Linked DNA regions of Homo sapiens: region 1 is linked to region 2. Evidence: chromatin contacts called from ENCODE Hi-C or POLR2A ChIA-PET data. All regions are on one chromosome and are shown on one strand. The core of a region is the stretch at or near the end of the contact, and the rest is flanking DNA. Distances in the headings are between cores, read along the strand shown.

Region 1 (3,487 bases), core at 570-3,069, 41 kb before region 2:
CCTACCCCAGCATTGTTGCTCATGGCTACAATATGTTCGCACTAATAACTGCAGGCTCTTGTGCACATAAGGAAGTTAGCCACCTTGGTAGAAATTAGAGGAAAGGAAGAAGGAGGGAAGAACAGTTTTATTTTCAAAATCCAATTCTGTGGAAAAACCAGAAATGCAAAGACAGTGTTTGTTAGGAAAGCTAGGACCAACAAAGTGAAATCAGATATATTTGTTTAGGAAAAATAGGGAGCTGTTGCTTTCTTTATGTTAAAAGTATGTTTTGCAAACTTTAAAACTGCTCGGATACCTTGGTTCCTAATTCTTTTTTGTTAAATAAAATTTTAAAAGTAAAAACTCAGGAACATTAGTTTACTTATATAGAGTCTTTATATTAAGCAGATTTTTTTTTTTTTAGATCTTTAAAATGGTAGTTTCCCAAAGTGATGAAAAGAAAAAGCACTTACAATGTGCTGGACATTGTTTTAAGGTACTTTATTAACCACTTTAATCATTACAACAGTACAGTGAGGTAGGTACTATTGTTATCCCTGTTTTGTATACAGGGAAACTGAGGAACAGACAGGTGAGAAACCTGCCCAGGGTCTCATAGCTAGTGTTTGGCTGTGCTGGGGATTCAAACCCAAGAAGTCCAGCCTCAATACTCCTTCTCTGAATCACTGCACTGCACTTAGGGCTCTCATGGACTATGCGTGTGCATAGATCTGTTGGAATTTAGAACAAAGGTGATGATATTGGGGGTAATAAGACATTATTTATCGAATACCTGGTCGTGTATCAAAACCTTTACATAGGCTTCCTGAACTATGACCCTGATGGGTAGATGATATTACATCCACTTAATAGATTGGTAAACTGAGGCTTAATGAGGGAACCTGACTTGCACAGGGTCTCACAGCTGCTAGGAGGCAGAATCATAACTGCAGCTAGGTGTGGTTTGTCTCTGACCTTTGCTCTTAACCTCCATGCTACACTGCTCCTGCTTTGTTTGTTAATTATCATGTTCTAATATTCTTAAATAGTAATAAACATAACATCATCAGGGTTCCTCATTAAGTGATCAGTCACTTTGGCCTCTGGTGATACTTGATGGGGTAGGGTCGGAGGAAAGTAACTGGAAAAGAAAAACCAGATTAGCTTTACTCTTCCCCCTCCCCTCCAGATTTCAATTTCAACCCTTCCCCAAGAGAAGAAAACAATCCTTCCTGCAGACTTCTCTGGAAAAAGCCACCACTGTGAGCTTCCACTCGTTGTTTTTTACTTTAAGCACCGTCCACAGAGAGAGTTTTTAACTGCAGTACAGAGCTGTGCATAAGCCTTATGGAAAACTGATGCCCAAGTTGATTAGCAGAGTGGCAGTTGAACAGGAGACTATTTCTTCAGACCCCTCAAGGAGAATTTCCTTGTTTACCTTATATGTTTAAATTGTAATATCTCCTTTTCTCTCCACCCCCACCCCTCCCACCTCCAAATATTATAAGAACAGAGTTCCTACATGGCTTAAACATACAATGCACCCATACTTTTGCACATAAGCATGCTCTGTGATTTGGAGCATTCTGTGTGTCTGTCTCAAATTCCCTCCTCCCCCCACTCCGCCACGGGTTTTTTTCCCCCCATTAGGCAAATGGAAGGCCCATGCCACCTGTTAGCATTACATCATTGGCTCCCCAGAACACAGTTGCACCAAAGGCCTTAAACAAAGTAGTTCTTCTTGTATTGTTTGCACTCAAAGAGCTGATATCATGCCAACTGATGTCATTGTATGTCTTTGTGTAACTGCTATGGCAACTGGGCAGGTGGGGAGCCTCCAGCTGATGTCATTGAGAAAGGAGGTGTAGAGGCAGAATTTTAAAAAGCTGGACGCTGCTTTTTTCTGTGTGTGGGGTTTTCTAGCATGTGTTGGTTTTTTTTTTTTTTTTTAAACTAGCTGCTTTTAAGACAAATTACAGCTTGAGTACCCTAAATAAGAACAGAGAGGTTTTTCCCCTGCTTTTAGAGCCTTCTTTTGAATTTGTTTTATTGTTCTTCCCTCTCATCTTATATGGAAAAATGTAACAACTGCCTTTTTTGAAGAAAAAAGTGAATTAGGTTCCCATCACAGAATCTGTGTGGAATTTGGGTTTTTGTGGAGGCGAAGCTGAGCAGATTTTAACTCTTCAGAATCCCTTTTGTGGAGGCTGTGATGATGACAATGGGTAGTTTTTATCTTATTTATTTTTTAAGTCTTCACTGGTGAAGTTATTTTCCATATTTTCTTTCTTCTACTTCAGAATTATCTCTTCAGGTTCAAACTTTATTGTCATAATTGCCTAGCAGAATAAACTATCATATGTAAGGGCAGAGGTTAATTCTAGAAATCAACTGAAATTCGTATATAGCTCTTGTTTTTCTTTTCAAAAAGCTAGGGTAGGTTTTGACTTCTTACTTTCAATGAGTAAAGTGAACATAATATTGCCCTTTGAGTTTTCTTTGGATCATAACCATACCTTAAGGAAAATATGATTTCTCTCTTTTACACAGCCAGCTCCGGGTCCATTGGTTGTGAAAAGTCATGAGACTCGGTCTAGGTTATGGTCTGGAGTTTCCCGCTGTGGTTTGTCAAAGATGAGACTTGAAATGGAGAAGAACATATGCCAGGCTCAGAGGCTAGTGGACAGATAGACTTCCTGTCCTTATTGCAACATAACCGTCTCTTGTTCATGCTTTGGGTTTTCTGCCTTATCTCCTGGAACTATCAAGACAGCCACAAGCCATCTGTCTTTGAGGGTAGATGTTGTGTTCTGGTGGCTTTCAGCTAATAGGACTTTTCCACTTCCCCCTCTTTTCAAAGGGAAAGCCAGAGTGTATCTAGTTCTGTTTGAGTAGGGTTAGAGCTCAGTTGGCACTAATAATGTCAATCCAGATTTTATAGCACTTACATGTATATTATTATAATTTGAGCTTTGTAATAATCCTTTGGGTTTATCTGTGCATGCCATTGTGTGTAAAAATATTAGCAGAAAATTTAAACAATAAACTATGATCCGTAAATTCCCTAATTTAAACAATTGTTCGTTTTTTGTACAGTTCTTCAGCTTTTGGTCAATGTTTTTTACTTAGCTTTTAAAAAATTTAATATTAAACCAAAATGTTTTATTTATTTTCACATCCTTTTTGCAACTACTCTTTTAAAGGCTACATAATACTCCGTGGAATGAATGTAATAACTTTTTTTCTTTTATTTTTGTGTTTTACTTGGCCTTTTTAAAATATATATAAAACAGATAACATTGTAGTGAACATCTCCATATATCTAGCTAACTATCTTTGGTTAGATGATTTCCCTAAGATCCATTCCCAAAAGTGAGATTGCACTTGTTCAGGGGAAGGTTTGCATTTTAAAAATGGAGAAATAAGCACAGTTTATAAGCTTTTTATACTAGACCCATAACTCGTGGGAGGCAGAGCAGAGCCGTAAGCTCAAAAGCATGCATTC
Region 2 (3,436 bases), core at 781-3,280:
ACACAGAAAGTGCCAACAGGTGTGAGAAGCCAAAGACAGAGCTTTTGTTCTCCCAGTAATTCCCCTTCCATATGACTAACATTTATCTGTGTCTGATGAGAGTTTGGGCTTAGGAAGGGATATGTAAATATTTTTCTGGATTTGAGTCAGAGATGAGAGTAAATTAAACAATATCTCTGGTAATTGACCTCAAAGCTGTCCCTATGCTTCCTCTTACTGATCTATTACTCCTGCCATAATGTTGGGTCTAACATTAGTAAGAATAGTGAGAACCATTGGCCGAAGCATGTCCAGTGTGCAGAAAGACCAGGGACAGCCTAGTCAATTGACCAAGGATCTGTCTACAAAATCTGAACTTGTAATCTTATGCAAGAGAGCATCCCCAAATTATAAATCTTAAAGAAAAGTCCACTCGTTTTCAAACAGCATTTCTGGTGAGACTTTAATTCTGTATCACTGTTATTAAGGCATATGGATCTTCACCTTGAATGTATAATTTTGATTAAATATTGTAGTTGAAAACAAAATAACAACAACAAAATAAGGAAACCAAGAAAACAAAGAAAATTTCTTTTTCTCCAAGAGTGCAAAATGTGCAAACTATTTGAATGGGGAGGGAGGTAGGTGCTCAGAGGTTCCTGCAGATTGTTGATAGCCAGGACAAGTCGGTTCATCCTTCTCTGTAGGTTCTTGACATGCAAGTTTTGTCTGTTGGCTATCAAAAAGCAGGCAGAAGCTTCTCCTCAAAATAAAACAGAAGCCCATCTCAAAACCTGCCAAAGAATTTGGTCATATGAATGACATTTCTAACTCCTTAAGAAGTTCATTCCATTTGACCTAAAATTTTCACCTGTGTGTTTGTATCTCAAGAATATGATTTAATCACAGATGTAGCTAAAAACTTACATGCAAGTCACATTCTTTATAATAAATGAGGCTTGAAATGACTTAAATGTCAAGTGATAGGTGAATATTTAAATAAACCAAAGGAGATCTAGTGAATAGAAGATTATTCAATTATTAAATGCCAGGCTTCAAAGAGTATTCAGCAACAGAGAAAATAGCTCACAACATAATGCTAAATTTAAAAAAACTATTAACACAGTTTAAACATTTTCCCCTTTTTTTCCTCATCTTCTCTTTATGTTTTTCCTCCTCAGAGACATGTCAAAATGTTTACAGTGTTTTCTTTTCATAATTTTTGATTTTTATTTTAAAGATTTTAAATATGAGCATGGATTAAGTTTACAATCACGAGAGACTTTAAAAGAGTCTTTAAAAAAATCTCCCTATATTTACTTATCTATTTTTTTCTGACAACACAGGTCTCTGGGTCAGAAACAGATCATTCACTCAGAGAATCTTAGCAGCACTAGTTCCCCATGTCCCAATTCTTGTTTCGCGGGTAACATAGTGGGAGCCAAATTTACCTACTTGTGCAGCGGTTGCTTCATAGGAGAGAAAACTAATGTTAGTTTTCTCTCCTATGAAGCAACCGCTGCACAAGTAGGTAAATTTGATATTGATTATTGATACTTGATTGATTATTTATGATGCTTGAAGCTTCTATAAGATGGCTGGCACATGTGTCTTACCTGCCCTGAAGGGAGGGGAGAATGAAAGAGATCTTGCTGCTCTGAAATGTAAACAGATCCTCTCTGGGGAGAGGAAAGGAAGGTGTCTCTAGGTTTTTATCACTCTTAGAGTGTAAGCAAATAGTTCTGATGGAGATGGAACTTCAGATCTCTCCAGAGCAATTTACTATTTCTAATTTATAAAGCATGCTTACCATTCAATCCTTCCAACAAGGCTATCAGTAATTTGTATGTCTGACAGTGCGGAGACATGAAACAATTCAAGAAGCACTGTTTCCAAAATCTTCCACTTATAGCCACTATGGAATAACTGATATTAGATTTGCTCTTTTGCTGTAAACAACTAGAATATGGGACAAAGCACATGACACATCATGTTCAGATCTTGAGCAATAGGAACTGCAGGACTGTGACTCATAAGATAAGGGAAACTAACAAGGCAAGTCCCATAATTACCTGAGGTTTCTGCATGGGAACCTTTTCTGAACTAGCATGCACAGTGGGGGAACAAGCAGAGCATAACACTCTCACTGAGTGAGGAGACGTAAAACCAAATTCAGGGAGACCGAGGCAGCTCAAGTTGGAAGGGCTGGGTTGCAGAGAAGAGGGAATTTTTAAGAAAAATAACTCCAAACATTTGCCCAGGAATCCCCTTGAGTCTTTGCCTGAATAAGCTGAGCTTGCATCCAATAAAACTCTATGAGGCCAGGATAAGAAAAACTACTAAAGAGCTGTAAGTTAAATAATTCACAGAGTTCATAGAGAGTAGGAGGATATTCCATTTCCAAACAGCCAGAGTGAAGACAGACATTATTGAATACCTGGAACATTTGTTAGAAACTCCAAAATGGTTGGCCTTGAGAGCAGGGCTTAAGCTAGCCATAGAATAAAGCCTCCTCTGTCCTGTCCTGATAGATCTTAAACACCAATATTGAAAAAAACCAAAGTACTTGCCACATAAAAATTACAGACTCTTTAAATAAAAGTAAATATAGACAAGCGGTTTTTGACAGAGGTACCAAAGTAATTCGATGGGGGAAAGATAGTCTTTTCAATAAATTGTGTGGGAACAGCTGGATACTCATATTGGGAGTGAGTGTGGGAAGGAACTTTAACACTTATTGTAAATACATACAAAATTTAAGTCAAAACAGATTATAGACTTAAACATCAGAACTAAAATTATAACATTTCTAGAAGAAAACAGGACAAAATTGAAAAACTGAACTTCGTAAAAATTAAAAACTTGTTCTTTGGAAAACAGGAAAATAAAAAGGCAAATGTCAAACTGGGAGGCAAAAGTCAACTTGTGAATATTCATCATTCTATAATGAATATAGTGAAATATCTCATAATGAATAATATCTCATGAGAATATCTCATAGTGAAAAAATGAATATCTCATATCCAAAATATATAAATAACTCTTTCAATGCATCAACAAGATAACTCAATATTTACCCAGTAAAAGATGTGAGTGCATATTTCAAAAAAGATATCATCCAAATGGACAACATTGGCTGGGTGCAGTGGCTTACACCTGGAATCCCAGCACTTTGGGAGACCGAGGCAGGAGGATCACTTGATCCCAGGAGTTTGAGACCAGCATGGGCAACATAGGGAGACCCCATCTCTACAAAAAACACAAAAAGTAGCCAGGTGTACAGGCATGCACCTGTAGTCTCAGCTACTTGTGAGGCTGAGCTGGAAGAATCACATGCGTCCAGGGAGGTCGAGGCAGCAGTGAGCCATGGTTGCGCCACTGTACTCCATCCTGGGGGACAGAGTGAGACCTTGGTCTCAAAACAAACAAACAAACAAACAATACAAATGGGCAATCA

Evidence for each region. A loop is a pair of places that touch in the nucleus more often than their neighbours do. ChIA-PET counts read pairs that join two places held with the same protein, here RNA polymerase II (POLR2A). Pooled maps may share reads with other maps.
Region 1: a loop to region 2 is called in a pooled map, with 3 times the contacts of the local background. The contact joins two enhancer-like sites. A Hi-C loop is called at or near these places in 6 of 168 maps with a recorded cell type or tissue (B cell, CD4-positive, alpha-beta memory T cell, CD8-positive, alpha-beta T cell and 3 more), 3 of 37 single-sample maps with no recorded cell type and 7 of 50 pooled maps. POLR2A ChIA-PET finds 5 or more read pairs at or near these places in 9 of 52 experiments (BJ, CD8-positive, alpha-beta memory T cell, GM12878 and 5 more).

What each region holds. Positions count from the first base shown.
Region 1 is chr1:221,707,448-221,710,934 of GRCh38, reverse strand. All of the region lies in intron 2 of DUSP10 (dual specificity phosphatase 10), which reads left to right. Among named protein-coding and RNA genes, the nearest start is that of DUSP10, 33 kb to the left of the region's middle. RefSeq lists an enhancer at 2,817-2,926. Within about 2 kb of position 1,819, at least 16 of the 41 ENCODE cell types and tissues checked have a DNase peak (open chromatin) inside an H3K27ac peak, as active enhancers do.
Region 2 is chr1:221,666,270-221,669,705 of GRCh38, reverse strand. No RefSeq gene overlaps it. Among named protein-coding and RNA genes, the nearest start is that of DUSP10, 74 kb to the left of the region's middle. Within about 2 kb of position 2,030, at least 4 of the 41 ENCODE cell types and tissues checked have a DNase peak (open chromatin) inside an H3K27ac peak, as active enhancers do.